Regions from separate parts of the Homo sapiens genome. Here region 1 is linked to region 2. A link is an interaction called in ENCODE POLR2A ChIA-PET data of the cell type or tissue named here. Cell type or tissue: Panc1. All regions are shown on one strand. Each heading gives the region's core, and the rest is flanking DNA. Links, peaks and the distances in the headings are about the cores only.

Region 1 (10,449 bases), core at 895-8,894, 78 kb before region 2:
ATAATGAGGATCTGATTTTAAGGTTCTGATTCTAAGTTTCTGAGTTAGTTTTCTATCTCATGTTAATGGAGTTCATATTGGTGTGTCTGGAGAAAACTTTCTTTCCTTACTTTTCTTAGCACCATGGAGACAGGCTGACATTTCCAATAGGAACTTTGCTGAAAAACAAGGAGAAACAAAAAAAAGAAGGCACACTCAGAACCAGTCACCTTGGTTCCCGGTTCACTAGCGTCACTAGCAACACAAGGCTAGGTGGCAAACGTCCTTAGAAACCTTAGCTGCTCTGCAGGTAGGTTCCTGCCTCAGGGATGGGCTTCCTGGTTCATCTTGCCCAGAGATTTTTAAAGCAGAAAAGTGCTTACCTCCAGTTTCTCCAAGGACCCTCCCACTTTTGTTCTGGGATGGTGATACTCCTGGAACCTGAAGATAAAGTCACTTGAATATAACATCAGCCCATGAGCGTGAAGCTAGAATCGCTTCTAGCTGAAAACCGTTTTACATTTTAAAAGGTGACTAGGCGTACTTGGAAGTTCAAAGCAGTAGGATGCACCGTGCAGGGAAAGAAAGAGGAAAGCCCTTTTCCATGTTGTTTCCAGTCGCACTGGGTGGGACTGAGGTCAGCAGAAGTGACCCAGAGAGAAGTGTTCATGTGAAGGAACAACCAAAGTGACTTCTTCAAACTGACGAAGAAATTCTTCTTCAAACAAGAATTTCCCCCATAACATCCTTTATGACTTAAGTTCAATGACAGTTTGTGTTTGGTGGTAAAGGATTTTCTCCATGGCGTAAATTAAGACCGTTGGAAAGCACCAGGCAGTGGGTGCAGTAACTATCTGAGGACTGTGCTGGTGCGTCCTATGTCCAGGGACAAGGGGCAGCGTGCCTCGTCTGTGTTAGAGAGGGGAACGGATGGGATCTGGTGCTCCTCTTCTCCTGGATTCGCATCCCCACCCAGAGCCCAGTTTTACTGAGTATTCTGCCCTAGCCTGGTTCAAAGAACTCATCCAACTGACTTTATTAAGTGGAAGTGGGGTATATTTGATATATATTTGCCTAACAACATGGAAAAGGGCTTTCCTCTTTGTTTCCCTGCACGGTGCATCCTACTGCTTTGAACTTCCAAGTATGCCTAGCCACCTTTTAAAATGTAAAACAGTTTTCAGAAAAATGAGGAGGATTGCTTTCCTTGCATGCACTTATTATCTTGACTACCTGTATTACAAGGGATTTTTATATATTCATACATTCCAAAGTCAGCAGTTCTCCTGTTGGTTCATTATTGAATGTGATGTAAAGGAAGTCTTTTGCAATTAAAATGAGATTTGCCCACATCCAAGAAAAAAATACACAAAATAAAATAAATGAAACGGCAGTCTAATTAACTGTTTCATAACCTCACAGCCTAAAGTCACGGGTGGTGAGCTGTTATTTCCCAAATATCCAAGAAGGGAAATCAGACAATAAGGAAGTGGCAGATGTTTTATCTCCCAATGCCAGGTAGGCAAAGACCCTTTGTAACCTTGTTTTAGAAAGAATTCTTGTAATATGATCATGAACTTTGGTTCTGATGTTAGACTGTCTAGGTTACTGAATGTCTCTAAGCTTTGGTTTCTTTGTTTGTAAATTGGGGATAATAACAATACCTATCTCGTTGTGAAGACAAAAGGAGGCAATTAATGGAAAGCATGTAGCGGCCGGTCATATGAAAGCCCCCATAAGACCTGTTCTGGGAAGGATGGAGAGTCATAGGGAGGTGGAGGGAAGACAGAGAACATTTGAGAAGCTGGGTCTTCATAATGGGAGATAAGAAGCGAGGTTTCACGGCCAGGCGCGGTGGCTCACGCCTGTAATCCCAGCACTTTGGGAGGCCGAGGTGGGTGGATCACCTGAGGTCAGGAGTTCAAGACCAGCCTGGCCAATATGGTGAAAACCCATCTCTACTGAAAATACAAAAATTAGCTGGGTGTGGTGGCAGGCGCCTGTTATCCCAGCTACTTGAGAAGCTGAGGCGGGACAATCATTTGAACCCAGGAGGCGGAGGTTGCAGTGAACTGAGACCACACGCCATTGCACTCTAGCCTAGGTGACAAGAGCAAAACTTCATCTCAAAAAAAAAAAAAAAAAAAAAAAAAAAAGCAAGGTTTCTGTCCCCTGTGGCTGCTGTCGCCACCTGTGGCTGCTGTCACCACCTGCCCTCTCATCCAGACAGGTAGGCCTTGTGCCTTTCACACCACAGGGAAGGAATGACGCCATAGAATGCAAATTGTCGGTGCTCATCTTTTAATTTCAGCAGTCTGGGTGCTGGGGGACTCAGGCAATAAAGATTGGCACAGAAGTAGCACTGTCCCCGCATGGCAGAGCCATATGGGCAAGGCTGGCAGGAGAAGGCACAGTGGGGAACAGCAAGGACCCCGAGGCAGCAGGAAACCAGAATATCCCACACTCACATGTGGTCAAGATGATGTGAAGAAGCAAACCCCTAACCCCACCTCCAGTGCTGTGGCACTCCTAAAGCCACTGCCGAATTTAGGGGCAACACGGGGGAAATATTGGGAGGATTTATAGATGAGTCATTAAATTTCTGTCGCCCAGCAGGACAGGACACAAAATAGAAATCAAGCTGTTCTGTAAAAGAGTAAAGTCACAGTCCTCTACTCCTCAATTTGTGGACTGAGATTTGGACACACATAGTAGATCACAGAGCCAAGACACTAGCAGTGACGACGGGTGTCCAGGTCCAGGGGACTGAATGACAGGACTCAGTGACCTGCCAAGGATGAGCAAGGAGTCAGTGAGGGTCTCAGTTCCGTGGATGTGAGATTTTGGCCTCTAGAGAGGGGACAATACTTCGGAACAAGAATCACTCATGATAATTTTCTATGACCTGAGAAAATCCCCTCAAGAGCTTTCAATTCCATTTGCTCTGATTGCAGCCTCACTAAGCAACCTTCTGATGGCTCTTAGTTTCCCAGGTAACCTGAAGAACATTCTGGCTTATTATGTATCAGTCTTTGAGAGTCTAATTAGGGCTACCTTGAGAACCTGGTCAAATTAGGTTGCATCTACAAGTTCAGGGGTCTGGTGATGCACATCTGAGGCCCAGGCTCCATACCTTCAACCGCATTGAGGTTCTGCCAGTCCAGGGTTTCTGGACGCCTTTCTGAAGCCAATTATTAGCACTCCAGTAAGGAGGAGATTGACTGCTGTAACCCAGCATGTACCTCGGTGGGGAAGGAGAGGGAGAGAGCCTATCGGAAGCACTGGAGATGGAGTTACTGTTGAGAGTCACTGTTGTGAGCCACTCTGCTGAGCTCCATTTTCACTTTTAGGAGTCAATCCTGGGGACGTCCCTCTCTGGAGCCATTTCACAGGTTTTGATGATAACATTTATTATTGTTTGCTTCCAGGTATTTTCATTTTTCATTGCAATTTTTTCTTTGACCCATGGTTAATTCAGAAGTCTTTCAACTGTTGTCAAAGCATACATGATTATTTAGAAGTTACTTGTTACAAATTTCTGCCTTTACTACATTTTGTCAGAGAATGAGGTTTGTATTATACTAATTCTTTATAATGTGCTAAAATTAGACTTGTAATATGGTCAATTTCTATAAATGTTCTATTTGTGCTTGAAAAATGTGCATTCATTATTGTTTTTGTTTTTGTTTTTTGAGACGAAGTTTTGCTTTTTTTGTCTAGGCTGGAGTGCAATGGCACAATCTTGGTTCACTGCAACCTCTGCCTCCCAGGTTCAAGTGATTCTCATGCCTCAGCCTTCTAAGTAGCTGAGATAACAGGCGCCCGCCACCACGCCCATCTAATTTTGCATTTTTAATAGAGACAGGGTTTCGCCATAGTGGCCAGGCTGGTCTCGAACTCCTGACCTCAAGTGATCCACCCGTCTTGGCCTCCCAAAGTGCTGGGATTACAGGCGTGAGCCACCGCACCTGGTCAATTTATTGTTAAAGCAAGTATTTGGCTTCACCTTGTTTTGTTAATGCCCAAATACCTGCATGATTATCAATTTAAAAATAAATAATTATTGTATTATTAGTCTTCTGCTCAATTAATGTTTGTTACATTAGCCAGATTCTTAAATTTCTTTTCTAATTCTCTTATTTCCTATCATTCATTCCTTCTGTATACAGTTGTCTTCTTCCTGAAAAAATATCCTTTAAAACTTACTTTAGATCGGGCACAGTGGCTCACGCATATAATCCTAGCACTTTGGTTGACTGAGGCAGGAGGATCACTTGAGCCCAGGAGTTTGAGACCAGTCTGGACAACATGGTGAAACTGTCTCTACAAAAAATACCAAAAAAAAAAAAAAAAGAAAGAAAGAAAAAATTAGCTGGGCATGATGACACACCCTTGTAGTCCCAGCTACTTGAGAGGCTGAGGTGGGAGGATCTCTTAAGGACCTCCCCACTGGGAGGTCAAGGCTGCAGTGAGCCACGATCATGCCACTGCACTCTAGCCTGAGCAACAGAGTGAGATCCTGTCTCAAAAGACAATAAAATTTACTTTAGTGAGAGTTTGCTGATGGCAAATTCTCTCAGTTTTTATCAGTGAAAGGTTCTCATCTTTTCATTGTTATTGAACAGGGGTTTAGCTGGTATCGTAGTCAGGGTTCTTCAGAGAAACAGGACCAATTGGATGTGGGTGGATATATGGGTAGATAGATAGACATAGATTGATTGATACAGATAGATAGATCTGTATCGGTAGACAGAGAAATATAGCTCTATCATCTATCTATCTATCATCTATCTATATGGAGATTAATTTTAAGGAGTTGATTCATGAAATTATGGAGGCTGGCAAGTCCCACGATTTTCCGTATGGGAATCAGGGAATAAGAATCCGAGTAGAGGAGGGGCAGGGAGTGCTAATAGCAGGACAACAGCAACTGCAGAGAGAAGACGGTCAGGCCGGTGAGGGAAGGGAGGAGAACGGGTGTCCCGGACAGGTTCTTCTTGCAGTCCTACTCGATCCCAGAGGAGGCAGGACGAGGCCTTGAGCTCCCTGGCCAGTGTCCCGGGCCTGAGGCAAGGTGAGAGCTATGGTTACGGGGAGCTCTGCAGGCCTTGCTCTCACAGCCCTCGCCCCAGGGACAGCAAAGCAGCAGCTGGAGGGAGGTGGACCCGGAGAGACACTCCATAAAAGGGAGCGGCACCTGGGCAGGAGGGTGATGCTGGTGACGTGTAGGAGTGAATCCGTGAGTGAGTCGTGGCGGTGGGGCGCCAGCACCAGTTCCCCGAAAGTGAGAGCCCGGGAACAGCCAGAGATCAGAAGAGGCGTGGGACTGCAGCCTTGAAAGGCGCTAATGAGAGGAGCCTGCCACTGTAGAGGGTATAGCTTGGTGGAAGAGCCTCTGCCTACACGCCAAGAGGTTCCTGCTTCAAGTCCAGGTGTCTCCTATGGTTTACGTTTTTATCCAGCAAGAGTATTTTGTTTTCTTCCTCTCCCACCCCTCAAAAGCCAGCCTGTAAGGCTGTAATGTCTTATTTGTCTGTGACAAAGAAATAGAATGCAGCAGACAAGCTTTGCTAGCCTCACAATGACTTTTCTAGCAGGTTCTCTCTGTTTCTGCAGAAACCCTGTGGTACGTTTGAGTAGGTTTGAATCCTGATTCTGCCTCCTGCCATCTGTGTCATTGTTAGCAAGTCACTGAGTCTCAGAATCCTCACAACCAGGACAACTGGGGTCCCGGCAAGGAGACCACGTGTGGACAAACCTGTACGTTATGCCCAGGAGCTCAACTCCGGCTGGTTTGTGCTGCAACATCGCCGAGGACTCCACCCAACTTATAAGCGGGACTTGCTCCATCTGCTCCCTCTGGCCTCTCACTTGCCACTCTGGTTGCTGCCTGGGCCCCACCCGCCTGCCTTGGCTACTTCCATTTCTGCTTGTGGACAGAGGGCAATGCATCCAGGAAACGTCCCAATGTGGAAATGCGGCTCTCACCGCCCCTGATACAAACTAAACACATTCTTTCCAGAAAGCCTCCCTTCCCCCTGGACACAATGACCTAAGGGGAACAAATAGCCAACCCAGACTCCTGGCTCCTGCGGTGACTGGCCAGAGACTCCCACATCCTTTCCCACACCCTGTGCAGCCCACCCCCACCACCCCTCATCCAGCATCCTCCAGAGAGAGGGGAAGAGAGAGGAGGGGGAGCCTGGAACTTTGTATTCCATATGTACATGGGTGGAGGCAAATCGGTGCATCGTGGAGAGATAGTCCCACTCCACTAGCAAAAGCCTTCCTCCAGATATCAGTGCAAACTCCTCAGGGCAATCACTGGTACAAAATCATCTCTAGCGCAAAGTCATATTTCTTTTCTTCCCATTCCCCTCATTTTCTGATCCCAATTTCATCTGCAGCTGGGATCTATTTAAATTTCTAACTTCCAGGCATATCTAACTTTTTGTCTTTGGTGGGAAGAAGACTGACTACATAGAATAATAATCATGAAATAATTTATTTCTTAAAATAAATTTTAAAAATAAAAATAAAAATTATTAATAGTAAGAACATTGCAAGCCCTCAAGGCTTCCAAGCTGGGGTCCTCTGTGTATTTCACCTCCCTGCTTCCAACTCACCTCACCTTTCAGTCCAAAAAGTTACCAAATCCACTCTGTTGCCCAGACTGGAGTGCACAGGCCTGATTATAGCTCATTGCAGCCTCAAACTCTTAGGCTCAAGTAATACTTCCAACTCAGCCTCCTGAGCAGCTGAGACTACAGGTGTGTACCACTACGCCAGGCTGATTTTTAAATTTTCTGTGGAGATGGGGTCTCACTACGATGCCCCAGCCTGGTCTTGAACTCCTGGGCTAAAGTGAGCCTTCCACTTCGGCCTTCCAAAGTGCTGGGATTGCAGGCATGAGCCACTGCACCCAGCCCAAATCTTATAGATTTTTATTCCAAATTTTCGTCCACTGTCTCTACCCAAACTGCCACAGCTTCATGTACTCTTGCCTGAATCACTGTGACTCTAAAGTCACATCCCTGTAACTCCTTCCACTGGATTCTCCTGTCCAATGTGATCACACTGTGAGATTCCTGAACAATCTGAGCAGATTATTTTCATCTCCTGAATAAAACCGTTTGTGGATCCTCAGTGTTCACAGGACAAAATATAAACTTCATCCCATGGAACTCATGGCCCATGGCAATTTAGACTTTGCTGCCTTCTCCAGCCATCATGCCCTCAATGCCTCCCATGGCCCACACTACCCTTCTCACTGCTCCCCTGACACATGTGATTCCTTGCCCAGCCTTTGTTTATACTGCATCCTCTACCTCAAATGCCCTTCCCTACTCGTCTTCTTCACCTGGTATTTTGATTAGTTAATGCTGCAAAACAAATCACAGCAAATCTTAGAGCTTCAAACAACACTAAACATGTCTTACTTCCATAGTTTCTATTGGCCAGAAATTCAAGATGGACACTACTGAGCAGTTCTCATTTAGAGGTCTCTCCTTGCAGTTATAGTTGTATGTCAGCTGGAGCTGTGTCATCTGAAGGCTTGACTGGGGCTGGAGGGCCTACTTTCAAGGTGGCTCTCTCCCATGGCTGGCAAGATGATGCAGATTATGAGCTGAGGGCCTCAGTCCCTCTCCACATCAGCCTCCACAGGGTTGCTTGAGCATCCTCACAGCATGGAGGTTGGCTTCCCCTAAGAGTGATAAATCTAAAAGACCAAGGTGGAAGCTGCCATGCTTTTATTGTCTAGCTTCAAAAGTCACACACTGTCACTTCCATGGTCTTTTGTTCCTCTCTTTGTATCAAGTACTTTCTGACCTTCAGTCAAATGCTCTACCTCCGGGCCATCCTTTTGACCTGCTGTGACTTCACAACTGCCACCTTTCACTTGTAAGGACATGCCTAGGACTTCAAGCTTGCTTTCAGGAGCTGGCAACACCAATTCTAAATAGTGGTCTTCCTTACTGCCATGAACCATCCCTTTCTTGTCTTCACAACATTTCTGCCTATGCTTCCTCAGTCCCAAGGCAAAACATGCATAAATAGCCTTGTTGAAATTTAAGAATGGAAAGGCCAATCAACCCTCCTTGGTTAAACTCAACTGACATTTTTTTTGAGCATCTATTGAGTGCCAAGGCTCCAGACATATGCAGATGAGGAATATTTGAACATTCCTCCTGCCTAAGACATGCTCAGAGCCAGATGGAAATAATGACAACGTAGTAATACGTGCTAGAATTGCAAACAAAATCTTAAATTAAGGAAAAAAAAAAAAACAGAAAAGAGAAAAAGCAACTCAATCCGGGGCCAGTGAAAGGGAGAAAAGTCTTCAAAAAACATACCCAGTTTGGCGGCTCATGCCTGTAATCCCAGCATTTTGGGAAGCTGAGGTGGGAGGATCACTTGAGGCCAGGAGTTCAAGACCAGCCTGGCCAATATAGTGAAATCCCAGCTCTACTAAAAATACACAAATTAGCTGGGCATGGTGGTGTGTACCTGTAATCCCAGCTACTCAGGGGGCTGAGGTACGAGAATCGCTTAAACCCAGGAGATGGAAGTTGCAGTGAGCTGAGATCGTGCCACTACACTCCAGCCTGGGTAACAGAGCAAGACTTCATCTCAAACAAACAAAAAACAAACAAAAAAACCCAGCTGATAGGTCACCTCTACAGCGAGAGATGAATGCTTGTCCAGACAGTGGGGTTGGGAAGTGCGTTGGATGGCACATTAGAAGACGTGCTAGACCACAGAGAGCACTCGGTGGCCGGAGGGCGCATGTTTGCCTGTGAGGGTCTGTGGGGTGGTGGTATGGAGGATGAGGACAGGGAGCAAGGAACAGGGAGGGGTGGGAGAGAGAGGTGATCACGATGGAAAAGTAGATCGATACAGGTTGTGGGGAGCCTTGTATATCGACTGTGCTTGGAAGCTTTGACATTTTCGACATCTTGGAGTTCACTGAGGATTTGAAGCAAAGGAACCACAGGTTTGTATTTGTTTTGCAAGCAGATGGTGTCAGCAGGCAGAGGCCATGTGGGAAGAGTGGGGAGACGAGGGCGACTTACTAATGTTTGTTGTATTGTTGACGCTGCTGTTGCTGCTGTTTGTGAGGTTGGGGGTGGGGTTTTAACTTTTTTCCTTATAAACTGTTTTATTTATTTTAACTGAAAGTATAAGATATGGCCCTGGGAATACTGCCTTCCAGAGAGGTGGGGTCCTAGCAGCAGCTTCAGGGATGCTTTGGCCCCCAAGATCCTGTGCTGCTGTTGCAGTGCCTGAGCAGGACCTGGAAGTGCCTGGACAGGATCTGGCAGCACCTGGTCAGGACCTGGGCAGCATCTGGGCAAGATCTGGCAGCACCTGGGCAGGACCTGGCAGCACCTGGGCAGGATCTGGCGGCACCTGGGCAATACCTGGGCAGAACCTGGGCAGCATCTGGGTAGCAACTGACAGGATCTGGCAGTACCCGGACAGGACCTGGTGGCACCTGGATAGCACCTGGGCAGTACCTGCCACCACCACAGGCCCACAGCAGGACGATTCAGCTGATGAGGTCACAGTCATTGCTACAGTCTCTGACCCGGATGGTTTCTTTTCATGGCTAGTTTTTTCCTCTTACTTTGGAAAATTAAAGCATAACACAGAGAAGAGTGCACAAAGCCTCATGTACAGCTCAATGAATTAAAACAAAGCGAACATGCCTGGTAACCACTGCACCAGCTGAGAAAATAACACAGCAGAAACTCAGAAACCACCTGCAGGACCCTCCTAAGCATTGGCCTCTCCTCCCCAAAAGAACCAAACTATTCTGACTTCTCTTGCCATGCATTAATTTTGCCTGTTCATGTACTTTGTTTAAATGGAACCATAAAATATATGTTCCTCTTTGTCTAGCTTTTTTCTCTCAATATTCTATTTGTGAGTGCTATGGTGTAAATGTCTGTGTTCCCCCAAATTCTAATCCCCACAGTGATGGTATTAGAAGGTGAGGCCTTTGGAAAGTGATTAGGTCACGAGGGTGAAGCCCTTATGAATGGAATTAGTGTCCCTATAAAAGTGGCTGGAGAGAGAACCCTCACCCCTTCCACTCTGTGAGCATACAGCAAGAATGCACCATCTATGAGCCAGATATAGAGCTCTAACCAGTTATTGCATCTGCCTTGATGTTGGACTTCCCAGCTTCCAGAGCTGTGAGAAATAAATTTCTATTGTTTATAAACTCTCCAGTTTATGGTATTTTGTTATAGGGGCTGGAATGGACTAAGAGAGTGAGATTCATTCATGTTATTGCATGAAGCTATAGCACATTCATTTTAATGCTGCATAAGATTATCTTGGGCTAATAGTACAATGTATTTATCCATTCTATTCTTTATAAACATTTGGGTTATTTTCCATTTGAATCTATTATGAATGAAGCTGCTATGAATATTCATGTATGTGTCTTTCAGTGCACATTTC
Region 2 (10,449 bases), core at 806-8,805:
CTAGACCTTCAAGATAAGTATTTCAGTGTCAGGCCATACCAGCAGAGTTAGAACTAGAGAACTGAGCTGATGAAAAAGTTAAAATTATCACCCCAGCCAGGCAAAAAAATGAATATATTACTTGCAAATCACCTGCAGGGAGACACAGCCACAGTTGAACTTCTGAGATATGAACCTGGGAAGTTGAATTTCTGAGATATGAACCTTGAGGTAGAGGAAAACTCTACCTCAAGAAATAAAATTACCATTCTAAATGATGAAGACAGCATTTTCAACTGAAACTAGGGAAATTAAATAAATCTCAGGACGAAATGTGACATAAATAGAAACCATAAAACAGGAAGAGGCTGCAGTTTAGAATACAGCTGTTAAACATTTCATAATTAAAATCAAAACTTCTTGTAATTTTACTTCAAGAAAACCTTGTTCTAACATAAGGGATCACATTTTTAGTTTTGTATTAGTAATTTTTAACATAAAACCTCAATGTTTAGAAATAATTTTAATAATTCCCTTCTAATTATAGCCTACTTGATCACACACAAAAAAGTTATTTCATAAATGCATCCTTCACAAACCTTTCACGACTTGCACAGACCTTCCATGACATGCTTAGACCTTCTGCTTTGTCCTATACTTCCTCTTTCCCAAATAAGTAGTCGTTTTACTTTGGGACAAAAATATACCACACAAGATTATTTCTCATATAAAATTATTCTCTTTTCTTTTTAACCTTCCTTACCAAAATTACAGTTCCATACCTATTAGTTTCTTCATCTCTCTCTCCTACTTACTGGTTACTTTCTATATTGCTTCTATTTCATTCCTAAACACATATTTTGAAACAGCCTTTAAATAATCTCTGAATTAGACAAAATTACTGTTTTTTTCTCAATAAAGAACACATTTTTAAAGCCTAATTTTTCTCATCAAATGATTTTTGTGTACTTTGTAGACAGAATCATATATATTAATTAGAATTTTTAACTCTTAGTAACCTTAAATTCTAGTGAAAACCTAGGAAGCAAAAAATTTTGAGCTGCCTGTCACATATTAGTATTTTATAGATGGAGAACCATGTTATAATTTTTAGAAGTATGTTTCCCCATAACACAATTTTTATTTTGTATTAGTAGATCTAAATTTATTTAGTCTTCCTATAAAATTTAAGATGCCGAGAATAAACTTATATTTATGTTTAGCAATGTATGTTTTAGTATTTTGTCTTACTTAAAAATAACCCAGACATTTAGTATCACTTAATTTAATAATGTTAAGATTTCAAATTGCATGAAAAGTTTATAAATGTGAATCCCATTTATATTGATTTATTTTAAACAATTATACCCAGATTACTTACGAAAACTAAAATAGTAGACAAAACTAGTCATCATTTTAAGTCATTTCCCTGTTAGCCCTTTTCTGTAGCCTGTGAATATCAGGTATTCACCTGAGTAACAAGTAACTTTACATATGTGGATATTTTGCCAATACCTCAGAAGATACAACTGTTTTTACTAAATCAACAATGTTAAATTAGTCTTATTTATCAAAGAGTTACAAAAAAAAAGATTAGTCTGTTTGGGGGCAGGGCTTCTAGTTTTATGACCTTAAACCATTTAGCAGAGGCAAATATAATCCCATTTGGCCAGGCCAGGCACAGTGGCTCATGCCTGTAATTCCAGCACTTTGGGAGGCTGAGGCAGGTGGATCACCTGAGGTCAGGAGCTCGAGACCAGCCTGGCCAACATGACAAAACCCTGTCTCTACTAAAAATACAAAAATTAGCTGGGTATGGTGGCAGACACTTGTAATCCCAGCTACTCAGGACGCTGAGGCAGGAGAACCGTTTGAACCTGGGAAGCAGAGGTTGCCATGAGCCAAGGATCATGCCACTGCACTCCAGCCTGGATGACAGAATAAGACACTGTCTCAAAAAATAATAATAAAATAAAATAATCTTATCTGGCCAGCAAACCCAGGCAAAAGTATATGCTGACCATTTTAAAGGCCTTTCTATTTTTATCAACAAATTAAAACTAGCTTATTTATCAAAGATTTATGTAAGTCACATAAACTAAAAGGTATTTGGGTTAATTATTATATATTTTCTGTGAGTGCTCATTTAATTGCTTTGCCCCTATGTGGTAAAGCAATTTTTTTTTTTTTTTTTGAGACAGAGTCTTGCTCTTTTGCCCAGGCCGGACTGCAGTGGCACTATCTTGGCTCACTGCAAGCTCTGCCTCCCGGGTTCACACCATTCTCCTGCCTCAGCCTCCTGAGCAGCTGGGACTACAGGCGCCCGCCACCACGCCTGGATAACTTTTTTTTGTATTTTTAGTAGAGACGGGTTTCACCGTGTTAGCCAGGATGGTCTTGATCTCCTGACCTCGTGATCCGCCCACCTCGGCCTCCCAAAGTGCTGGGATTACAGGCGTGAGCCACCGTGCCTGGCCGGTAAAGCAATTTTTATGCTGGGTGGAGATACCTTCCTTATATTATTACTCTGAGCTCAAGGTTTTGACTTGTTTGATCTGGTAGCCTAACTTTTATAAATATTTATTTAGTTCTTTTCTTTTAGAATGTCAATCCTTTAATTTTTCCATCACCTTGAGTAGTTGTTAGTTGGGCAAACCTGAATTTTCATTTCCAAAAGGTGTCTAGGTTGTTAGTTGTCATGGAGCTATTGTAATTTGTAAAGCTATTGATTTGAAAGCCCTTTAAGACTCCTTTTTAAATAATCTTGGCTAGGGGCAGGACATGGTGGCTCATGCCTATAATCCCAGCTGTGGGAGGCTGAGGCAGGAGGAGGGCTTGAGGTCAGGAGTCCAAGACCATCCTGGGTAACATAGTGAGGCCCCTGTCTCTACAAAAAAATAACAAAATTAGCTGGGTGTGATTGTACTCAAATGTGGTCCTAGCTACTCAAGAGGCTGAGGCAAGAAGATCACTTGATCCCAGGAGTTGGAGGCTGCAGTGAGCTATGATCATGCCATTGTACTCTAGCCTAGGTGACAGAGTGAGACCCTATCTTTATTTAAGTATATATATTTAATATATATAATATATAATATTGTATATATATTTAATATATATATTATATATATTTAATATTGTATATATATTTAATATATATTATGTTAAATATATTTATCAAATATACATAATATATATATTTAAATAGAGAGAGAGAGAGGCTGGAATGCCATAACCAGTGAATTCATCCTAATGCCAGGAGAAAAGTCATCAGAGTCAAAATAAGCAGAAAAAAGTAGACAGAGAACTTGGAAGAATCTACATGTTAACCCTATAGTTGGCTGCAGTTTTCTTAGAGCCTGTGAATAATGACCATTTGTGCTCTACATTTTTCTTGGTGTAATTTGCCCATCAGTTTTAAAATGTACATGAGAATCAACTATGATACAGCTGACTGGAATCCCAAAGGAAGGTTTTAGTGGTATGCCTTTAGAATTTGATAATCGCGTTCCACTTCTTGTTTATCTCTCAAGGGCAAAAAAAAAATCCTAGAAATCCTGTCAAAGAATGTGAGTAATTTGAACTGGCATGACAGATAGCAGTGACCACCTAGTAGCTTTTAATTGGTCATCTTATGCCCACCATTTAGAATGTTTTTTTTTTTTTCCTCTCAGAACATGTTCAGAAACAAGGGAGAAAAGAGCCAAATCACTTACAGATACATGTGACCTGACCAAAATGAAACCAAAAGTAAGAGTGTTCATAAAAATTTTAAGCCAAGTATGCAGACAGATACGGTTTGGATCTGTGTCCCCACTCAAATCTCATGTCAAATTGTAATCCCCAGTGTTGGAGAGGGGCCTAGTGGGAGGCGACTGGATCATGGGGGCGGTTTCTCATGAATGGTTCAGCACCATCCCCTCGGTGCTGTCCTCATGATAGTGAGTGAGTGAGTTCTCTTGAGAACTTTGCATTGACCACATTGCTGGAGATGAGGATCATACAGACGGAGTAGTAGCTTGTGCTGCTGGACTAATAGGGGACTTATATACAGCATTTGGGAAGGATGTACTGAAACTAGTAGAAGCTAGGCCACTGATCCATGAATTGTTAACTGAACGGCGGAGATCGAAGACGAACAAAGCAAAAACCCTTGCTACACGGGCAACAAAAGAATTCAAGAAACTGAAGGACCAAGCTTGATCTGTTACCACTGGGATGATAACCTGAGGACCCCCACTGGAAATCTCCAATCTTTTGAAAAACCTGGAAGTGAGGAGTGTGCATGGATGCTGAATGTTTGGGAATGAGAGGATGAGTGAGTGAGGCTTGAAAACACACCACATTGAAAATCCTGCCACAGCAGCAGCCGCAGCCGCCGCCGCCAACAGCAGCACTGTCAGTGAGCTAAGTAAGCACTGACTTCGTAGAAAACCATAACATTGGCTATCTTGGAAAAGAGAAAAACAATGGAGTTACTTATAAAAAAAGAAGAAAGAAAGAAAAAGAAAGAAAGAAAGAGAGAAAGAGCGAAAGAAAAGAGAAAAGAAAAGAAAAAAGAAAAGCTATCTCTTCCCAGGAGAGGCTAGAAGTAGTTTTTCTGTCTTTTGGCCGGTGCCGAGTGGAATGCCTGGTTTCGGGGAGGAGGAGGGACTGGGTTCAGCTGTGGTGCTTTGTTGTAAAAGGCAGCCTGGCCTTTGCTACTGAGGAGAAAGATGGAGCCTGGGTCTCAAGCCCACCTTCTCTGTACCTTTGCCACACGGTACTGTATGCTTGCCGGCTAGAAGGAGGGTGAGGGATTTTTTACAGTCTGAGAATGAGTGTGTGTGAGTGAGGCGGTATCCACATTCTCAAGTTCAAGTCATTACAGTTTCTTTTTCCCAGAAAACAAGGGGTTAGATGTTGCATTTCATAAAACGAACCCAAGTTCTGTCTACTGGTGCAGCACAAGAGATGTAAAAAAAAACAAAAAAAAAAAAACACAGAGGAAAGACGCTCTTTAGGTTTTGTTTTTTTCGTTTTGTTTTGTTTTTTTTTTTTTTTTACTCTAGGGAAACACTGACGAATGGTCAGAGCTCCTATCCTGATCTTTTCAGTAAGGCGCCTTTCCTAATACTATGGTTCAACTGTGAATGTAGAAGTGAGGGGGAGGGGGGAGAAAAAGAAAACTCTGGCGTTAGAGAATATAGAAAAATGTAAGTACAATTGTTACAAATAGCGCAGACTTCAAAAACAAAAAAGTCACAAACCAAACCAAAATTTAAATGATCAGAATTGGCAGCACAAAGAAAACGCCCTCTCCTGACTTGTATTTTGGCAGTCTGAACGCCCCCAGAAAATTACGCCAAAGAGTTTAGAAAAATATACAATAAAAGTAAACACACACATACACACAAAACAGCAAACTTCAGATAACTACTTTGGATTGCAAACAGGATAAATTAAATGTTCAAACAATCTGATAAAATAACCATTTGGAAACTGGAAAAAAAAAATGTGTAGCACCTCCCCCGCCCCGCTTGCTCCTGCTCCAGCCACAGAAGTGCCTCCTTCCCCTTCACCTTCGGCCATTGTTGAAAGTTCCCTGAGGCCTCCCCAGAAGCCAAGCAGTGCTAGCATCATGCTTCCTGTACAGCTTGAAGAACTGTGAGCCAATCAAACCTCTTTTCTTTATAAATTATCCAGTCGCAGGTATTTCTTTATAGCAATGCAAGAACAGACTAATGCACAGACCAAACAAAATATTAAACCAGGCATGGAGAACCAGACAGAAGATAAATTCTGTAGAAACCAGAGTACTGAAACCAGAAGGACATTGTTCTTATACCAGAAATGGTTTGCCAGAAAAACAAAGTCTTCTGTCATCCCAGGACAGATGCAAAGTTCTTTATTGAGGTGGCCTTATAACCAAATCAGAACATGAATAAAATAAAAAAGAACTCACCAAAGACAGGGAGTCCAAAAACTCGAGATTCACCAGGGCAGAAAAGGTAACTGACAGAAGCAGAGTGCAAAGAGCTCAGGTGGTACCACACTTGATTCCGGAGCCACCAACCCATTCAAGCTGAGCTCACTTCAGTCCCACTCGAGACACCATTTTGTCAAACTAAGAAATACAGAGGGACACTCTAAAAATTCTGCTTATTGGAAACAGAGCATTGCAATGGGGATATGTGTGCCATAGTAACTATGTGTGTATTCACGGAGGTAAAGACAAAGGTTTTTAATGAAAAAAAGTAAGGCGAATTATATAATTGCTTTCAGACAATTATCCTTGGCACTAAGGATCAACAATAAGAGGGTGCCAGTCCAAGATTAGCAGTTTCTGGACAGACGTTCTCACAAAAGTATATTTTGTGTGTGTAAGGTTGCAATTACCTTTGTGGAACCTGTGGGTTTTGCAGTCTTCTGTGATAGTCCTTCTTATCAGGCACTGGTGCGGAGAACCCTCCCTCGTGCCCTTCCCCAACTCTATTTGTAAGGGTTTTTTAACGCAAGTGATTCCATTTTGATTCTGACAACTGTTGCATATTCAACTACAATAGAAGATGAGAAGGGCATGTTGAGGATTTGAGAAGAGAATAGAAGAGGCAAAATAGCCGTCTCAGGAGGTGATAAGGCAAGAGTATTACATAAACTAACAGGCTTGCCTGGAAATGTTAAGTGCCAAGTAGCGGTCTCAGGTGAGTCTAGTCAACACAGTTGTATGGCTTTTCCCCAGCAATGACCTGCTGTCTCAGATTCCTGGGATCTATAGACATGGCTGCAGCTGGTGCACTGTTCCAAGGAGGGAGGAGGGAGAATGGGCACTTCCATGCATCCAGGAGGGTACTTGCCACACTGCTATGAGCTGCTGTTGAGACTGGGATGCAAGCGCACTGCACTCTCCACAGCTTCTTGCTCACACTGCTTGCCTGGGTGGTGCCCCATTCTCTCTCTGGTCCTAGGCCCAAGATGCCATTTTGAGGGTGTAACACTGGGTTGGGCCCCGCCTTCAGCCTGAATTTAAACTGATGTGGCCGTGGCCACTACCCAGCTGAGGGACAAGGAAGCCAGACTCTCCTATGCATACCTAGAACAATAGCCAGTGCCCTGCCACAGGTTTCTGTGAGACTGAGAGGCAAGCAAACCACACTCCCCACAGCTTTTTTCCATGCTTTCCTGAGAGGGGCTCCACCCTCTCCAGTCACAAGCTCACAGCTGGCACCATTTTGAGAGTTTAGAGACATTATTTGGCAACATGGCAGCAGTGGCCATAACAGGCATTTTAGTCTCAGGCTAGACATTGGAGCACTTGCTTTGGAATGGGGGAAAAGCCCTCCACAGCCAGAATTGAGCAGCAAACATGGAGGTGCCCAGCAGTAGGTGCAGGAATTAGGCTCTCTCCCGTTGCAGGGCTGCAGCAGGAGGAGAGCTGCTGAAGCCATGGTTTCTCCTGGGTGGCAAGACTGGCAGCCAGGGGCAGTTTTGTGACGTGGAACCAGTCTGCATGTGTCATTGCTGGGTGCCCCAGCCTACTCTCTTGGTCAGTTGGGGGAAAGTGCCCCACCACCATTTGAGAAGCTAGAGGGCAGTGCACTCCACTCCCGTGGAAATCTAACTCTTGGCATGGTCCCCTCTAAGAAGGTGGGGAGCACAGAATGTCAAAGCCACCCTTAGGTCAAAGGAAATGCAAGCACCATGCTAACTTCTGTAGGAGGCACACCAAAGCCCGGAACAGACATCAAGAGGGGGTCATCTCTTATCCCTGGTGCCCCTCCTCGGTGCACTGTTGCCTACTCAGCAGCGGCTCCTCCTGTTGGGGTAGAAAGAGACAGCTTCTCCCGTTGCTCCACCCCACTGAAGATGAATGCATGCCTGAAGAGGGCGCTCTTTTCATTTTTCCATTGCCTGTACTCCCACTCCTCCCTGTCGGCTCTTACTCTTAAGCGCACCTACTAGACTGCAGCCTGACTTACACCACCAAGCAAAATTACATCACTACTACAAGCAACATCTGAGAAAGCTACCTATCTGCATCCAAGAAACAATACAGAGCCTTGGTATCCTGGAAGCACCCAGAAACATAGCCAACCAATCAATCACACACAATATACACCAGAGTCATACCCCTAAGGGATAAAAGAATAAAATATCAAGAACCTCCACCTAAATGATAGCAAATTTAAAAAAAAAAAAAAAGCATCAGCTCTCTCAGCTGAAAAGGAGCCAGCACAAGAACTCTGGCAATACAAAAAGCCAGGGTGTTTCATCACCTCCAAAGTATCCCACCAGCTTCTAAGCAATGGATCCTAACCAGAATGAAATGTCTGAAATGACAAATATAGAATTCAAAATATGGATGGCAAGGAAACTCAATGAGATCCAAGAGAAAGTTGAAATCCAACACAAAGAAGCCAGAAAAACCATCCAAGATTTGAAAGAAGACATAGCTATATTAAGAAAGAACCAAACAAAACTTCTGGAATTGAAAGACTCCCTACAGGAATTTCAAATTACAGTTGGAAGCCTTAACAACAGACTTGGCCAAGCAGAATAAAGAATTTCAGAGCGCAAAGACCACTCTTTTGACTCAACCCACACATATTTTTTAAGTATTCTTTTTAAATGAACAAAGCCTTCAAGAAATATGGGATTGTGTAAAGCAACCAAATCTATGACTTACTGGCATTCTTGAGAGAAAAGAAGAAAAAGTAAGCAATGTGGAAAACATATTTGAGGGTATAATTCAGGAAAACTTCCCCAATCTTGCTAGAGAGATTGACAGGCAGATATAAGAAATCTAGAGAACTCTTGCGAGATACTACACAAGACAATCATCCCCCAAGCACATAGTCACCAGACTATCCAAGGTCAAAGGGAAAGAAAAAAAAAATCTTAATGGCAACTAGAGAAAAGGGTTATATTACTTCTAAAGGAAAACCCATCAGACTAACAGTGGACTTCTCAGCATAAACCTTACAAGCCAGAAGAGACTGGGGGCCCATTTTTAGCATTCTTAAAGAAAAAGAATGCCAGCTAAGAATTTTATATCCCACCAAAGTAAGCTGTGTAAACGAAAGAGAAATAAAGTCTTTCTCAGATAAGCAATTGCTAAGGGAATTTGTCACCACCAGACTGACCCAACAAGAGATGCTTAACAGAGTTCTAAACATGGAAACAAAAGAATGAAATTTGCCTCCACAAAGGCACATGCAAGCACATAGCCCACAGACTGTATAAAGCAACTACACAATTGAAACTACAAAGCAACTAAATGGCAATGCTATGACAGGAACAAAACCTCACATATCAACATTAATCTTGAAAGTAAACTGCCTAAACACTCTACTTAAAAGGCATAGAGTAGCAAATCAGATTTTTAAAAAAACAAGACCCTTCCTCTGCTGTCTTTAAGATACCCATCTCACATGTAATGACACCCACAGCCTTAAAGCAAAGGGACTGAGAAAGATCTATGATGTAAATGGAAAACAAAAAAAGAACAGAAGTCACTATTCTTCTATCAGATAAAATTGATTTTAAACTAACAAGAGTAAAGAAGGACATTATATAATGATAAAGGATTCAATTCAACAAGAAGGCTTAACCATCCTGGCCCAGGCACGGTGCCTCACGCCTATAATCCCAGCACTTTGGGAGGCGAGGTAGGTGGATTGCTTGAGGCCAGGAGTCGAGACCAGCCTGGCCAACATGGTGAAACCCCATCTCTACTAAAAAATACAAAAATTAGCCAGGTATGGTGATGCATGTCTGTAATCCCACCTACTCAGAAGGCTGAGGCAGGAGAATTACTTGAACCCAGGAGGTGGAGGTTGCAGTGAGCCAAGATCATGCCACCACACTCCAGCCTGGGCAACAGAGTGAGACTCCATCTCAGAAAAAAAAAAAGTCTTAATTATCCTAAGTATATATTCCCCCAACATTGGAGCACCCAGATTTATAAAACAATTACTTCTAGACCTAAGAAAAGATTTTGACAACCATGTAATAATTGTGGTGACTTCAACACCCCACTGACAGAATTAGGTCAGGGAGGTAGAAAACTAACAGAGAAATTCCAGACTTCAATTTGATACTTGACCAATTAGATCTAATAGATGTCTGCAGAACACTCCACCCAAATTACCACAGAATGTACATTCTTCTCTTCTGCACATGGGACATACTCTAAGATTGACCAGGTGCTTGGTCATAGAGCAAGTCTCACAAAATTCTAAAACCTCAAAATTATACCAAGCATCTTCTCAGACCACAGTGGAATAAAAATAGAAATAAATATCCAGAGGAACTCTCAAAACCACACGAATACACAAAAACTAAACAACTTGCTCCTGAATGACTTTTTTGTAAACAACATAATTAAGGCAGAAATTTAAAAATTATCTGAAACAAAGAAAGTAGAGACACACCATACCAAAACTTCTGGGATGCAGCAAAAGCAGTATTAAATGCCTATATAAAGAAGATAGA

What was found. ChIA-PET counts read pairs that join two places held together with the same protein. Peaks named below come from ENCODE experiments on the same cell type or tissue, not always from the same donor. Only the 100,000 strongest peaks of a DNase experiment are listed, where the experiment ranks them.
Region 1: POLR2A ChIA-PET joins it to region 2 with 12 read pairs; 2 of 35 experiments call an interaction of 5 or more read pairs at or near these places.

What each region holds. Positions count from the first base shown.
Region 1 is chr7:149,393,271-149,403,719 of GRCh38, reverse strand. It overlaps LOC105375559 (a long non-coding RNA gene), which reads left to right and starts at 2,239. Exons shown (of 3, transcript XR_928103.3): 1 at 2,239-3,184; 2 at 3,408-3,548; 3 at 5,596-6,537. LOC101928733 (a long non-coding RNA gene) reads right to left here and starts at 5,516. Exons shown (of 2, transcript XR_242213.1): 1 at 5,177-5,516; 2 at 2,264-5,043. In Panc1, for the core only: no CTCF peak of the experiment used is centred there; no DNase peak of the experiment used is centred there.
Region 2 is chr7:149,315,592-149,326,040 of GRCh38, reverse strand. No RefSeq gene overlaps it. Among named protein-coding and RNA genes, the nearest start is that of TRC-GCA9-2, 10 kb to the left of the region's middle. RefSeq lists an enhancer at 3,654-3,833 and a silencer at 4,183-4,400. In Panc1, for the core only: CTCF peaks have their summits at 7,643 and 7,843 (motif pointing right); no DNase peak of the experiment used is centred there; H3K4me3 peaks cover 585 bases.